Linked DNA regions of Homo sapiens: regions 1 and 2 are each linked to region 3. A link is a loop called in an ENCODE intact Hi-C map of the cell type or tissue named here. Cell type or tissue: endothelial cell of umbilical vein. All regions are shown on one strand. Each heading gives the region's core, and the rest is flanking DNA. Links, peaks and the distances in the headings are about the cores only. Region 1 overlaps LYPLAL1 (lysophospholipase like 1). Region 2 overlaps LYPLAL1 (lysophospholipase like 1). Region 3 has its middle 150 kb from the start of LYPLAL1.

Evidence for each region. Hi-C counts contacts between places; a loop is a spot of excess contacts. Peaks named below come from ENCODE experiments on the same cell type or tissue, not always from the same donor. Only the 100,000 strongest peaks of a DNase experiment are listed, where the experiment ranks them.
Region 1: it touches region 3 in a loop (2.3-fold over the local background); 5 of 110 quality-filtered maps call a loop at or near these places.
Region 2: a loop joins it to region 3, with 2.5 times the contacts of the local background. A loop is called at or near these places in 3 of 110 quality-filtered maps.

Annotation. Positions count from the first base shown.
Region 1 is chr1:219,201,582-219,207,258 of GRCh38, reverse strand. All of the region lies in intron 3 of LYPLAL1 (lysophospholipase like 1), which reads right to left. Among named protein-coding and RNA genes, the nearest start is that of LYPLAL1, 31 kb to the right of the region's middle. In endothelial cell of umbilical vein, for the core only: a CTCF peak has its summit at 2,461 (motif pointing left); no DNase peak of the experiment used is centred there.
Region 2 is chr1:219,186,666-219,192,342 of GRCh38, reverse strand. The region is part of intron 2 of LYPLAL1 (lysophospholipase like 1); the gene reads right to left. Among named protein-coding and RNA genes, the nearest start is that of LYPLAL1, 16 kb to the right of the region's middle. In endothelial cell of umbilical vein, for the core only: no CTCF peak of the experiment used is centred there; DNase peaks (open chromatin) are centred at 3,152 and 3,752; H3K27ac peaks cover 2,005 bases.
Region 3 is chr1:219,322,202-219,327,878 of GRCh38, reverse strand. It overlaps a transcript of LYPLAL1 not described here. Among named protein-coding and RNA genes, the nearest start is that of LYPLAL1, 150 kb to the right of the region's middle. In endothelial cell of umbilical vein, for the core only: no CTCF peak of the experiment used is centred there; a DNase peak (open chromatin) is centred at 2,748; H3K27ac peaks cover 2,976 bases.

The DNA of each region.
Region 1 (5,677 bases), core at 285-5,284, 120 kb after region 3:
TAAAATGGGTAAAAACAAAAAGTTAAAATATGGTCACCATTTAAAGAAAATCCACACGCGATAGATAACAAGGCTGCAGGAGCAAATTTATTATTTTTTTCTGAGAAATTCAAGAGCCTGAATTATGTGTCTGCCAAATGTAACTAATTAATATTTGAAATATGTTAGTGTGACCAAGGAACCAATTCTATATTTTATTTAACTAAAGAGCAACATGTAGCTAGTGGCTACCATAGTTCTAGACCATCTAAGCTGTACGAATGATTGAAAAAAGCTTCAAAATTTATAAATGAAGCAAAAATAAAATTAGTATTTCATAGATAATTTTGAGGCTAAGATAAAGATCATTAAAAGATAAAATGTAAATAAAAGATTAGTAGGCAAAAACTTACATTAAAAAGAGATTTTAAAAGCATAACTATCAAGAAAATTTTACATATGAAGTGACAAACACTTCATTTTTGTTGACCAGGGAATGTAATCACTTTATGTAGTTTCAGAGACTTTTGATGGTAACAACTTAAAAAAAAAAAAAGAGAGAAAGAAAACATTTACCCGCACATAAAATGTCATTATGAATACACATAAATGCATCCTGCAGACATTTAACTTCATGTTTAATTCTCTTAAGTTACAATGAAGAAAAATATACTCATTGAAATATTATTATTTTAAGATTTAATCTAAGTCCCTTTCCCATTTATGATTTTGTGAGGTAATCTGCAACTCCTCACTAGCCGTCTTTGACAATACAATGACCTTTAGCATAGGACACTACTGTGAAAAGGGACTTTGTGTATTTTTTCCTAACAGAAGAAAATTTAACACAAAGAACTAGTTATTTGAATTCAATTTTCCACCTAAGAGTCTAAAAAATGATATAAAATCTACTGTTCAATAAGTAAATACGAAAATAGTAAATCCATTGTAGGTAATGGTTATAACGGGTATTTACGGTTGCTGGCAAAGTATTTAAAATGTCAAGAGTTAACATTTCAACATACACTTAAGATTAACAAGCTGAATAAAACATGTTAAAAAATAATAAACCTGGCTTTATGAACTCTTTATATAAAATAAAACAGAAACAATCTATAAAAAGACTATATTAGGAACATTAAGATAATCAATCTGAAAGTAAAATCCTTAAAAAAATCCACTTAAAGTGTGCTATCAACTGAAAAGAACTTTAAACATGCAATAAAGTCCATTACCATTCTAAATTTCAACACCTCTTCCATTTAACTGGTATACTATTATAATTATTCTTCAGATTTGGGAATACAGAAATTATGACTATTACATTTATTTGGATATCTCCTCTCATACAAAACTTGTGGGATAAACAAAATATTTATTTTCCTCTATGGAAAACTGTTAGAACAACAGTCCAGAGCCTTTAAAGTCCTACTAGTTGTTGAAGAAACATAAAATGTTTAATTAAAATACATATATGTTCAAAGAAAGTAGAAGAATGCTATCATTCTGAAGTTTTAGCTCCCAGCTGGGCTATAGAGAAAACGTGTACAAGTTCAGAAAAAGGCAGGCTGGAAATTTTGATGCTAGACTTCATCTTGGGAATTCTAACTATCCCTTCATTTATTTTTATTTTTAATCTTATTGCAAAATTAATATACACCCATTGTACAAAATGTTTCTTGTACAAAAGTTTCTTGTACAAAATTTTACAATATTTTGTACTGTACAGAATTTTGACATGTTCTCTTAAATTTCATTTTTACAGTTAAACTAACTCTACATGTTCAATGTATCTTATTTTTTTCATGTAATACTAATTTGAAAGTCTTTCTACAGAATTACAAAATTTTATAATTATTTTTAATTGAACACATACTTACTGAGTGCTTTTGTTTTTTTTGTTTTTTTTTTTTTTTGAGACGGAGTCTCGCTCTGTCGCCCAGGCCGGACTGCGGACTGCAGTGGCGCAATCTCGGCTCACTGCAAGCTCCGCTTCCCGGGTTCACGCCATTCTCCTGCCTCAGCCTCCCGAGTAGCTGGGACTACAGGCGCCCGCCACCGCGCCCGGCTAATTTTTTGTATTTGTAGTAGAGACGGGGTTTCACCTTGTTAGCCAGGATGGTCTCGATCTCCTGACCTCATGATCCACCCGCCTCGGCCTACTGAGTGCTTTTTATGTGTGTGTGCATGTAGTACTTAATGGTTACATAATACTCAATTCTATTAATAGGCCATCATTCCCTCAACCATTCCTGTCATGATGGATATTTAGATCATCCACGTAAATTACTCCAGTGTAGTTCCAGAAAGACTTGATTCTCTCTGCTTCAAAATTCTGATAATATGCTTATATTATCAAAATTCTGATAAATCTATTCATATCATTTGTCAGGTTCTATACATCCTAGATCTAAGTTAAGCCTAAATTATAACAGTATTCTCTCTTAACAACGAATTATCACCACCTAGTGGCCAATAAAGGAAGGTATTATGGGGACCCGGGTTCTAGTCCCAACTCTGTATTAGCCAGGAACACTTTGAATTTTAGTTTCTTCACCTCTGAAATGAAAATAATTATATCCTACTTTACTTTTACCTACTGCAAGACCCAGGAGATCTAATGTATATAAAAACAACTTCAGAACTTAAAACATTACCTAAATAGAAAACACTGACATGTAATGGCAATTTTAAAACTATCCAGTGCAATATAGATGCCAATTAATTTAAAGCTATCTCTACCATATGTACTTTCTAAGCACAACAATACACAAGGGAAAAATGATATACCTTTCTCCAGTTTCCTGTCTTAGACAGAAACAAACTAGAAGGAAATGAAGAGTTCAAGACAGGCTTTAATAATGATGGAGAATGTACTGACAATAAAATGCTTATATTCTGCACACTGGACACTGTTAATATGTTAATAAAGCCAGAAGAAGGCAGGACAATCTATTATTAATAATTTTCTCAGAATACAGAATTTGAATCCTGGTTCTGTCAATGACTATACTGCCAACTTTCGAAAAGTAATTTAAAAGTCACTATTCTATTGCCTGTTTTCCCTAAGTTTTATCTTAATGTCTGGTAGAATCATATGAAACATAAATATACAAAAATAAATTTTAAAAAATCAACATTTTTCTTATATTCCTAATGTGCAGAGTGAGGATCCATGAATGTCTCCAAGGAACCCCCTTTAACTGAACATCCCCTGTAATGAGCCTTTTGCTGAGTTCTCTCTCTCTTAACAAAGTTTACTATTTTTTCTATTAAGAAAGCAGTGCATATCCATTGCAGAAAGCTTAGAAAACAAAAAATTTTCATAGCTAAACCCCACAGATGATTAAAATTTTAAATGTAGTTTTACTCATCCTGGTATTCCTGAAGTCTTAAAATAGTGTGTCAGTTTAGCACTTCATCATTCTACTAGATCTATTGCATTTGCTTTCTTGCTGTTTTTCTGACCTTCACACTGACTAGTCAGCCCTCCAGAGTTGTCAGCATAATCTTTCTAAAATGCCCATTTGATCACATCATTCACTCCCTGTATATAATTCAATGATACTAGGATTTGGGATGTACACCAAACTATTTCCTGGAAGGATTTAATGTGTCCCTTGCTTTCTTTCATGAACATGTTTCTGTCCTTGTTTACCAGTCACATTCTCAATTATTCTTTAAGACTCAGTTGCCACTTCAACAAAGCAGTTCCCAACTCCCAGAAAGATTTACTTCTCTCCTTGCTGCTTACGCTATACCTTCGACATTGTTCTTCAATAATACCTGTACAGTATTAGAATACTTTACTTCCCTCTCTGCCTTACTAGACTGTAAATTTCTCAGTTTCTTTTATACTCCAGCACATAACATTTTATTGACAATTTGAAAATAAAATTTAGTGAGAAGTATCATTTTTGACCTGTCCAAGCTAGACACACTACCTAGAAAAGGTAGAAGATCACATACTGTAAAAAAAAAAAAAAAGTTTGTAAAACTGAGTTCAACATAACAAAGTACCACTAATCAAATAAAACCGCAAAGAATGGGCTCCTATCTACATCAAATACAGAGAGTAGTTTTGTTTTATAAAGTTACACAAACACAACTACACTCTCAGAGATTGGGTCCCATTAGGACATACTGTCTTACATTAAATCAGAAATCTGAACAGATTATTAAACAAAATAAAAGGTTAACAACTTTTGAACCTATCCCCTTCATATTTCTTTTCCAATCTTACATTTTGCTAGTTTTTCCCATTATAATTCATTTTTAAAAGAAACCTAGCCTGGGCCAGACATGGTGGTTCACAGGTATAATACCAACACTCTGGGAGACTGAAGCAGAAGATCACTTGAGGTCAGGAGTTTGAGACCAGCCTGGGCAACATAGAGAGACTCCATCTCTACATAAAACAAGCAAACAAAAAAAAAAACAGCCAGGCATGGTGGCAAGTGCCTATCATCCTAACAATTCAAGAGGCTGATGCAGGAGGATCACTGAGTCCAGGAGTTTAGGTTGCAGTGAGCTATGATCACGCCACTGCACTTCAGCCTGGGCAACACAGCAAGACCCTGTTTCAAAAAAAAATTACCTAACTTCATTCCTCACTATGGGTTGTGTGTGCTTAATAAAAATTGTTTGGAATCTCAAATGCATTTTTCTTTTATTTCCCACTGAATCCCTCCTTCATTAAAACGTTATGAATAGCACTTAAATCTGACCTAACAACTTAAATGTACCCTAATAGACACTGTACAAAAGTATAAAAGCTAGTAGAAAAATACTAAACAGTAACTCTTGTTTAAATAATCTAGGAGCAATGAAAAAGAAAGAGGGAAGCAGAGCTCATATACCACTGAGGAAAAAGTAAGCAGCTGGTAGGGAAGAAACAACTAAGCTACCTGTAAGTCTCCAAGTGGTACCACTGTTCCAGTGTGGCCTTTTGCTATCCAGGTGACCATAGGATGGGTGGTATGAAGTATGTAATAATGGCAAGAAAACTTTTTCAACATTACATGTCAGACACATTTGTATTTCACATGAACTGACTAGTTCAACTACCACAACTTTAAAAGGTAGATATTATTACCATCATCCAAGACACAGAGAATAAGGAGACTGGACACCTACAAAGTGAGGAATATAGGATTAGAACTCAGCACTCTGAGTCTAGAGCCCAAGTTCTTAACTATGTTATATGATGTCAGCTTAAGGGCATTTGTAATTATGATGTTTCTAACTCAGGGAATACATACATGAGAAGTTCAGCTAGATCACTAAGGTAAACAACAAATACATACGAGAGGTTCAGCTAGATCACTAAGATAAACAACCACCACAACAAAAAACTGCAACAAAAGACTTGAATATTATTTGCTCTATGAATCAATAACTAACGTATGTGAAGAATCCAGCATATGAAAAGTGGGGTAATAGCACTAATGTTTTGTCACAGTATAAGAGGTCAAGAAACGTGTGTTTTGTGGCATGTGTATAATTCCATAAAACTTAGTGAAGATTTATTTTCACTGGCTGGTTAAAGAACTATACAGTTAACAAAAACAAACATGACTGCCTTTGCACTTTTGTGGTCTCTTTCTGTATCTCAATGTAGAAAAAAGAGGCTTTATAGACATTAATTAGCTCATCTCACAAAAAATGTTTTTACCCCCACTTTAATTTGGTATATTAT
Region 2 (5,677 bases), core at 514-5,513, 140 kb after region 3:
CTCCTCTACTTTGCCATCTCAAATTTAGCTGTATACTGTCACCCACCAAAGTTAGTAAAGTAAAAGCATGAAATGTGCAGCTAAATTGAAAAACAAAAATAGACGGCTAAAAGACAACAGGTGAGACCTGAACATGCTTTTGTACTTCTTCTCTAGTGAAAAACCCAAGTAGAACCTCAGCATATTCAAGGAGCTAGAAATATTCAATTGTCATTGGCCTTGGGATGCATACAATCTTTAGGACCAGTGGGTGGTGCTGGAAGGGAACAAAATTACACCATTTTTCAATATTGATCATACCACCCCAAAATAAATGGACATCCACTTAAGGGGCTTGAACGTCAAGGTTATATTTGGAAAGTTTCTCAGAGAAACTAAAAAAAAAACCTGGAAACAAGAAAGTTGAACTGACTAAAATTTAACAAAAATTCATATACGGGGATCTTTTATTTACTCAAATAGAATCATATAAACATTACTTTGTAACACATTTTCTAAAATTTAAATGGATATGATGAATACCTCTGAAAGTCAGTACATAAAAACTTAAATGTTTTCCCTAAGTTTATGCAGATACATAAAATTTTTTAAATATGAGATTATATATATATACATTGTTTAGATGTTTTTCATGTCAATCTTATTCATTTTTTACCCATCTCTACATTCCTCCTCTTCTCTCCAACTCCCTCACACATCTTGTCCTTTACATTCGGTAAACTGTGTAAATGATCTGAAATATATCCTTCAATGTTATTCTTATAAATTAAAATATGCATATTTACAGGCTATTTCTTGGCACACTATTTCTTTTCAAAAATAAAGTAGTCTATCTGATTCTATTATGTGCATCATGCTTTTTTCCTTCAACAATATCTCATGGAAATCCTTTCATCAGTTACAGTTCTAACTTACCCTTTTAATGGCTATATTATATCCTATGATAAGCATATTCTGCAATTTAATCAGCCATTCCCCTAATAATGGGAATTAATTTGGTACCCAGCTTTTAGCCACTAAGAAATATGCTTCATTAAACATATGCATACGTGTTTTTATCTACTGGAACTTTTATTCCTATGGAAAAGAGTCAAGAAACAGGTTGGATTAAAAGGTACAATTTTTGTCTTAATAGATGTCTCAAAGTTGCTTCCATAAAAGTTGTAAAAATTTACCTTTCTACAGGAAAGGTAGGAAAATATCCTTTTGCCCACAGCAGTAATAGCAGTAGGTGCTGACATACATTAAAATGTTACCATTTAAGAGTATCAATTGAAGTTTTAAAACCAACTTTATTGAGGTATAATTTACATATATAAACTATATTGAACTACACACATTTTAGGTGTATAGTTCAATTACTTTTTACAATGCAACCACCATCTCCACAATGATACAGAACATTCCTTTTCCTTGGAAAATTCCATCATGCCCCTTCACGAGCAACTCCCGTAACCTTCCCAAGCAACTACTGAGTGAGACTATCAACATTGATTTCTTTTGCCTGTTCTAAAACTCCACATAAGTGGAATTGCTGACTGATGTCATTTGCTATTATTTTTTCCTATTGTCATTTCAATTTTTTTCTTGTTTAAAAGAGTACTTTGTCTATTATTGACAAATATTTGTTGCATATATTTCAGGTATTTTCTTCCAAGTCTATTTTGAATATTGATATTACGTTATTATGTACTTAAGGGTTTTTTTTTTTTTTTTTTTTACTGGACAAAAGACTCTACATTTGATATAATGTCTTTTTAAAAAAAAATTTAAATTTCTGGGTCTCTAGATTTGCTTAAGAAGCTCCTGCCAATCCATACATTTTTTATATATAGTAGCCCAGATTTTCTTTTAAGACTTTTGTTTTCATTTTTACACCTAAGCCTTGAATTTTGGGGGAATTTCATACATGGAGTAACCTAAGGATTCAAATTCATTTTATCCCATATGATAGTCAATTGTGCTTGTGCTATTAAAAGAAGGAGAGAGAAAGGGAGGAAAGGAGGAAGACACCCTTCTCAGCAAACAGTGAAATTTTATCTTTGCCATATATTTTATAGTTCTGCATTATCTAGTCTCTCTAACCCTGATTTCTGTAAGACATATGCTATATATAATGAACTGACTTCCCTCTAATACATCTAGAATGGTGCTCGTTCTATATCATACATGCAGTGGGCGGGGGAACAGTCACTCAAATAATTTTCTATGTCTTGTGATTCAGCTGAAGAGCTTTAGTTGAGAAAGGCTCTATTTTGTTCCACTAATCTCTTTATCTATTAAGTTAGTTTCTATTTAGTATCTATTAAGTTAATTATTAAGTTAGTATATAACGTTAATCATATTATAGTGGTTTTAGAGCATATTTTGAAGTTGTGTAAGGTAAGTTCCCCTCTCCTATCATTACTCTAGTCTGTGTTTTCATACTTGTCCTAGCTATTCTCAGGCATCTATTGTTCTTGATTATCCAATAAATTTATCAAAAAATTTAGTAAACTTGAAACTATTTTCAAATAATTATCCTTAAAAAATCCTTTTGGAATTCTAATTAATATTGCATTATTGTCTGAGAATTACATTTTATGACATAAACCTATGAGGAGGGCAGATTTTTGCAGACTGAGCTTTTCCTTCATTGCTCTTTATCCAGGCTTTCAACTGCTGCAGAAAAGATAAAATCTTGCACCACCTCTATACTAGGACTCCAATAAGCATAAATTATCTCACAACCCCATATGCCTTCTGACCCCAGAAGCTGTGTGGCTCTAGAAAGGTAGATAAATTAGAATCAGAAGGGGAGAGAAGGCAGAAAGCATTCAAACCTTCCTCCTCCCAGAATCCCTTCTCAAAACTAGCTTCTTAACTAGTTTTGAGTTACTCATTTTCATTACTCTGAAAATGAGAGTAGGTGCTTTCCAAATAGTCATTGTCAGACAAAATGAAACCTCAAATTGTAGTCAAACTGTCACTAAAATCACAGTGAAGTTCTAAATCAAAATATCAAAAATACAACACTCACTTTAAAATTCAAATGAGCCTATTACCCTTCTGAATTGTTCTACTTCCCTTTTCATTTTACTCTGCTATTTCTGTGTTTATTTGTCTGTCTAAATACTTAAATAAGGATGATATCATAGGCTAAAATGTGAATCATTCTGGGAACTCAGCCATTAATGGAAAAAAGTGGCATTCACTTAACTTTTTTCTTTGACAATGCCTTAATTAGAGATAGATGCTCAGCAGAAGTAGAATCCCAATGTAAGTATGTTACTAATGTGGTAGCTAAGAAAATTAAAATTCTGTTCAAATGGAGTAATTGAGAAAATTTAACGAGACAAAAATAATTTAGAACTTTCTTGCTAAGAAAGCATAAACAAGAATGTATAAATCTCCTAAAATGTTAGAATAACATTTAAATAAAATATAAAAGTTTGTTTTTTAAACAGCTAAAAACTATCACATATGTTATACTCATTCACCTTCTTCCTCAAATAAATCACTTTATTAGCTGGTATAAAACTCCTCAGACATTACCACAATAAATAAATATGTTTGGCAAAGAACATCTGTGTGGTTCCTAAGTTAATCAATCAACCAACCCATTACACATTGGTAAAATATTAAGCTAGAATAAAATGTCCAAGGTTAAAAAAAAAAAAAAGTTGACATTCAGCTTGATACCAAGTTGTTTTTGATCTGTGTTGCCTTAAAGTCATAAAATCGAAAGTTCATTCATAACCTTTAAGTTAACAAATTGGCACCAGTCTTCCTCTTTATCCTCATTTCATACCACTTCTCTCTCCCACCCTTCACTAGGTTCCAGTCACATTTGTCACTTCCTTTTCTTCAAATAGTACGAGCTTATTATTAGTTGAGTGGCTTTGCATCTGATATCCCCACTACTTAGAGGGCTCTTTGCAACATTTCTGCATGGTGGGCTCCGACTGTTCATTTAGGTCTCAGCTCAAGTGTCACCTTCTCAGGGGAGCTTCTTTGACTCTCCAACTGAAAGTATACCTCCCTTTTACCCTGCAACACACACATATACTCTCTATCCCCAGTCTTAATACCATTTATCACTATTTGAAATTATTACATTTAATTTCCCTTTTATTTTCTGTCTCTACATGAGCTCATTGAGAGCAGGGACTTCATTCTTTCCACAGATACATACCCAGTGCTAAGAACAAAGCCTGACATAGAATAGATGCTAAATATTTGCTGAATAAATTTCAGTAATCATTTGTGCCACTTGGGAATAATTTGTGCCAGCCAGAAATAACAATGTCTAAAATTATTTTATTTTTGCTCCAAATATATTTTGACTTTAACTCTTATAAAATCTACACTGTGATTTGTAGAAAACAGTCCATTTTTGTTTCTTTTTTAAAAAATCATATCTAAGAAAACTTTTCCATACTAGTACCTATTTAAACATACCTAATACTTACCAAAGAAGTACATTATTTCTTCAAAATAGCTGTTTTTAGTAGGGTTCCTTACTAGCATACTTGTAGTACAGATATACTGTTATCAGGAGAGGGCTCTCCTACTATCATGCTTCAGATAGGAATTCTAAGTGATGGAGTAAAGAGGAATTCATGGTTTACTATGCCTAAATAAAAAGTGCCTAGTTTATTTTAGAATACATATTTACTGAAAAATACAAACATGGACTTTGTGTGGAAAAACAGTGAATCTAAAAGTATAGGCACTATGCAAATCTTATTACTTTTAGAATTTTTTAAAACACCAAAAGAAACTATATTATCATATAAATCATAAATGGCTTGTTAAAAATTATTTTTAAATGGAAATTCTAATAATAAACACAAACTAAGAAAATCTCTAATTGTAAATATAGCTAAAGCATGTTATAGAAATAAAAATCTTTATTGGGCACTTCATTTAAAGAGTCCAAATTACCACAGTGAAAAAAAAAAGCAGTATTTTCCATCTAAATCAACACAGCAAACTAATTGCTGACTTTTACTGACTATGCCCCTACCTTAGCTGATTTAAAACATCTATTAAATACAGTTGAGGAAAAGGGATACCTTATAATCAAAATGGTAATTCACAATTTAATCAAAACACACTTATATGCTGTAATAGACCACAACTGAGTATATACAATAAACTATTGTTCTCCTCTTAAGCTGTTTAAAATATGGTTGACTGTTGAAAACAAAAATTATAACCTTGTTTGATACAGTTTTCAATGTATGCAGACAAAATACATATGAAAACTATAACATACACAAGATGGGGATAAAGGGACCTATATAGTTACAAGGAAAAAAAAAACAACAAAGAACTCTAAGTAGGTAAAAAAGCTTTGCTATGTATATCATAATCCCTATGGCAATCAGAAAAAAAATAAAGTAAAATGGTGTATTAAAAAACGAATAATTCAATAGAAAGTGTGAAAGGGAAACAGAGGAATGAAAAGCAGTAGACCTAAATTCAAGCATATTAATTGTTACATTAAATGTAAATTGCTTAAACAAATCACTTAGAAGACAAATTATCAGTTTGGTTAAAGATGAAAACAAAGCCCAACTACGTGTTGTCTATAAGAAATCCACTTTAAATACAATGATATAGGTAGGTTAAAAGCAAAAGAATGGAAAAAGACATACCATACAGCTCTAATCAAAAGAAAGTAAAAGGATGA
Region 3 (5,677 bases), core at 471-5,470:
GAGGTCTCAAAATCATGGTGGAAGATGAAAGGCACATCTTACATGGTGGCAGGCAAAGAGAGAATGAGAACCAAGTGAAAGGGGTTTCCCCTTATAAAACCATCAGATCTCAAGAGACGTATTTACTACTAAGAGAATAGTATGGGGAAAACTGACCCCATTATTCAATTACCTCCCATGTGGGAATTGTGGGAGCTACAGTTCAAGATGAGATTTCAGTGGGGACACAGCCAAACTATATCACACTATTCCTAGGGAATGATTATAGGGATCATCAACAACAGAATAGTTTCTTTGTTTGGTCCATTTGTCACACTAAGTCAAATAAAATTGCTGATCAGATGAAATCCACTGCCACTACCTCTCGTTCCCCTCCAAGCACCCAGTATCCCATTACTGCCTCCTGATGTTCTGAGCTGCTCCCCCATCTTCATGTGCTTCATTTCTTCAGGACCTCAATTGCCTCGCCATTTCAAATTCTTCTTGTCTTCATTTGCCTAGTCAGTGTTCTTCAACTCACTCTCAGCCTTGCAGACTGCTTGGGCCAGTAGAATACATGAGCAATTAAAGCGAGTTGTGCTGCACCCTCTAACAGCTGGGGGTGGCTAAAGCTTTTCTGCAGCTCTCCACCATAACCCCATTCCACCCAGCCCTGAGGAGGAGAAGCAGTGATGTTGGTGAAGTCAAGGCTGGCTAATGGAGAGCACATCAGTAGAAGGTGTACGATTATGGAAAACTCCTCTGCCTCCTGCTGTTTTTTTGTTTGTTTGTTTTTGTTTTTTGAGACGGGGTCTAGCTCTGTCATGAGGTGGTGTGCAGTGGTGCTATCTTGGCTCACTGCCATCTCCGCCTAATGGGTTCAAGCGATTCCCCCGCCTCAGCCTCCTGAGTAGTTGGGATTACAGGCGTGAGCCACTGCGCCCGGCCCCTGCTGTTGTTTACTGTGCTTTCTTTGCTGGCGACTTCTCAGCATTTTTCTCTTTGGGCTTTGGTTCTCCTTTTACATATTCTGTGCAGATTGTCTATTTTCTTCTTTTTCTTCCCCATAGGCTGATGCAATCCCATGCCGCAACCTGTTTGGTATCCAGAGGAAAACAGACATGGAATGAGAGGCTTAGGGGGAGCAAGAGACACTTTTTCCCCTTGACACTTTTTAAAAGGCTCCTCTTTCTTTAGCTTCTCACTGTCAAATTGATAAGACTTCAGGATTTAAGTTACTAGGGTCCACACTACAGGAAAGGCGCCAAGGAGGCTACTTAATCTAATTTGAATCAAATAGGTAGAAGGAATTTTCTTGTTGATACGGGGCCTTAGGCCACTACCCCGAGTCAAGAATCCCAGAAGGGAATTGGGGATCATGTCCTATATAGTAATAACCTCCACTGGAATTATAATAGACAACAGATACAGAATGAAGATTCAGGGTCCCAGCCATCTTTCCACCTCCTTCCTGGAGGCACAAACTAATATGACATTAAGCCCTGCCAGTATTGCAATTTTCATTCTAACCTTAAGAAAATTCTTGTGGCTGTTTAGAGACCTTTTCATTCAATGCCCCCCCACCCCCCAACCCCCCACCCACCAAAAACAAAAAACCCTCACGAACTAACAAAATGGAAATTTCAGGTTAGTAGGATCAAGATTTGGGAGTCAAAAAGCCTTTAAGGCTGGGCGTGGTGGCTCACCCCTGTAATCCCAATATTTTGAGAGGCCGAGGCAGGCGGGTCACCTGAGGTCAGGAGTTTGAGACCAGCCTGGCTAACATGGTGAAACCCCGCCTCTACTATAAATACAAAAATTAGCAGGGCATAGTGGTGGGTGCCTGTAATCCCAGCTACTCGGGAGGCTGAGGCAGGGAGAATCACTTGAACCCAGGAGGTGGAGGTTGTAGTAAGCTGAGATGAAAATCCTTTAAACCTCCCAAATTGCATCATTTAGGTGATTCCTACTTTACCTACAAATAACACCAATCCTGGATGGACATACCTTTAGGATTGTGTCATTTCTTATATTTCCCCCAAATTCTATAATCCCAAACTTCTTACAGGATTGGTCAGAAGATATGGAAACAATCACCAATGAGAGCCAACACCTCTGCTAAAACTGAGTGGATTAACAATATGTGCTAAGTGGGCTGAGGACATGACTGATTTAATTCACTCAATTAAATCAGAATTCATTCTGTTTCTCACAGGGGAAGGTGAGGTGAGAAGTGAAGTGATGAAGGAAAAAATATGTATGTGGGTGCTTAATTGACTTGTACTCATTTACAAGCTACAACCCATTGTCTTTATTCTTTTCATATGTTTTGAAACTCTTAGAAATTCTCAGAGGAACAAAGTCATATAAGTGTAAAACCATGATGATAGAGTATTGCTATTTCCCACTACTATTAAGTCTACTATAGTGGTCTTCATGAGTCAAGAAAGGGACGGTGCCATTTTTCTTTGCATGGAAATTTTCAAAACATCAGGGAAGGGGTGGTTTAGACAATGTCTCAAAATTTCTTTTTCAGGAGCTACGACTTAACAATGTTGTAGCGAAGGGGAAAGAAGAAGGGGTGGGTATAGGGAGTGAGTGAATCTATATGACAAATCTTGTAGTACAAGTGTTTGTGGTTAACTGAGAAACGCATTATGAGTCAAGCCTTTGGAAAGAGGTGAGTAATTAAAGACAAATGCTATGACATAATCATTTACACGCAGCAGAAAGATTTTAGATTAAATCTGGCCTGACCCACTGCTCGGCAAGTGTTATCATGGATTCTTGAGAGGTATTCATTTATTTACTTTCTAATTTGGCCCATATGTTTTTTTGAAAACAAAGAAGTTTATATTTCCCATAGGAACTAGCCTCAGTCTAGTGATGGTTAAGAAGGTTGGTGTATTTGGGAACACACAGATCTCCTGTGTGCACCATCAAACCCAATGAACAGCATGTCAGCTTGAAAACACCTTATTTGAAAAAAGCCAAGGAGCTTTGCTATAGCACTTTTACTGGAATACATTCTGTATTTAAGGCGGTTACTCTATGCACATTTAGATGACTCAGTGAAACATCAGTTAGAGCAATAACTTGCCACAATAACAAAAATCATATGTACTGACTTTTACTTTGCAACTCTTCAACCTGACCTCAACACACACTCACCAACACACACATACACACACACTATTTGGCTTCATCCTGTATTTCACTCACCATCCATGTCAATCTGATGTCAAGAAACCAGTTTTTGAAGCAAGAGGCAGATTTAGCCTTCTTCCTTCCTTAATCCTAACACTATAATACAAAACATGCTATGTAACTCCAGGAGATGGCTTCATGGTTATCCAATTCCTATTAAATTTTAGCTGCTGCCTTTATTAAATGCAGGAAACACGAGTGCAGAGGGGGAAGGGATAAGAGAGAGGGGCCGAGTCACTACCTTTTGTTCTTTATATTTGGATAGATGTGGAATTGTTAAGGTCAGGCTTTCTGCAGAGTGAAAGGATAGTAAGTACTGTTTGCAGAGCTGACCCAGTTCCTCCAGGCATTTCAGAACATTCTATGAAGGAGCTATACACTCGTCTTTGGAGAAAAGGAGAACTCGTGGTCACACTTATCCCTCCAAAAAGAATGAAGCTTAAAATTCAGGGCCTTTAACCCATAAGTTACAGAGTGAGAATTAAGAATCAGAAACTGGCATCTAGTTTCTTTTCAGGATAATTCTTTCCTAGTAACAACCATCTGGTCACATTCTGTTTTCTTGTAGGGTAAAGAATAAATGCACACTGCAGGAAAAAGGGGCCTTACAGTGGGTAAGAAAGAACCACCATTTGGGAACAGTACCAGAGAGAAACGCACATTTAGACTGGGTAGTGAAGAGAGCATCGGCTTACTAGTCAGTTACCATGTTCCTGGGAGCTTTGATGATCTGCCAAAACATGACAGATGTTCAGAAAGGTAAGGAGACTCAAGTCACTGCCTTTTAATTATTACTATATGGGTGGTTATGGGTGTGTGTTTTAGTATATATGCATGTGTGTGTATATTTCTTTCTCAGTGTTGATAGTATATTTCCATAAATATTGTTATACTGGGGAGATTAAAGCAACTGCAGGAATCCACTGTACTTTTTTCTAAGGTTTTTATTATTGTTTTTGCCTTTGCCCTCTTCCCTTCTAAACTGCCTCGGTTATTATTCAGGCTTATACTATACATTGTTGAACAAATGCCAGCTCTATGGAAACCACAGTTCTCCCTGTCCATGGGTCACTTTGGTACATGTTTCATTTGGAGCAGCCGTAACAGAGCCCAGCTTCAAAGGAGAGAGCTCACAACAGACGTGGGCAGGAATTTCATTATGCCACATGTGACAGGCAGGCTGCTCTGCCCATTTCAGCAATCAACAACCTTGTGGGGCACAGACAGATGAGAAGGGATACCCTACTGCTTCCCTATTTGGCTCAGCCCCTTCCTCCCTAACCTCTTTCAAACTCACCTAATGAAGGCCACATAATGAGACTTCCCTGAGAAACCAGGACTATTGACAGGAAGTCTTTACAAGGGTCTGAATCCACCCACCTCTCATTTTTCTTCCTCTTCATGAGGTCTTTTTTTCCTAGTTCATGTTAGTTTATATTTTCAGTATACTTTCAATTCCATAACTGACCTAACCTTTCCATGTGGTTGCACCTGCAGCTTTTGAAATGTGCATATGGTGACTTTTCCCCAAATGTCGCTGCATCTCAGGGAAGGGCAATTAGTTCCCATGGTTGTCCCGCTGTTTATACATTTAACAGTTCAGTTAGGTCTTGAATTGTTTAGCTAAATAGTTGTGCTTGCTTATAGAAATTAATGAACAAAACAAGGACTGGATTTCACAAGTATCTTTGAACTTCAAGTCTTGCATTTCACACCAGGAAGCCAATTTCCCACAGAACTTTCCTATTTCAACATGTAGAAACAAAGGGAAAAGCATCGCTTAAACAAACTGGCATTTAGAATCCAGCCTTAAAATCTAAAACTGAAACTAACTTAAGATTTTCTAATTTCCCTTTACTGCAGTATTTAAGCATTCAATTTTTACTTTGAACACACATTGATGCTCATGAAAGAACAGGAACAACAGAGGACTGAAAAACTGGGACAGAAAATGGGCTAAGTGAGGAAGTGAAAACACATAGGAATCTTAACCCTTCTGATTTCTTTGTTCTTAGCATCGCACAATTTAAGCTCAGAGATGACCTGTGTAAGTTATCACCTTCTTTACTTCTTAGAAGTTTCAAGTAAACAATTTCTCCTTTTTTGTTTGACTTCTGGAAGAATGCCTAAAAGCATTCAAGATATAACAATAGTTCCCAAGAAAGAAAAAATACATTTCATTATTTATATTCTATAAAATATAGAATATGTTTTATATGAGTTATCTGGTTCCAAAATCACTGTGCCTGAGTTTAATGCTTCACTAAATTGTTCGCCTCATTGTCTTCCAGAATGAATTTACTTTTGACTATTATAAACACCATGTTTATCTGTGCAAGCCAGTATATTAATCACACTGCTGCAGCTCCTACATCCCTTTTAATTAGTGTGGATACATTTATCAACTGAGCAAATGAGAGAGCTGAGAGGTTGCGTTTTAGAGTGAGCTTAAATGACAAGTATATTATAGGCAGGTTGTGTAAGCTCTGAT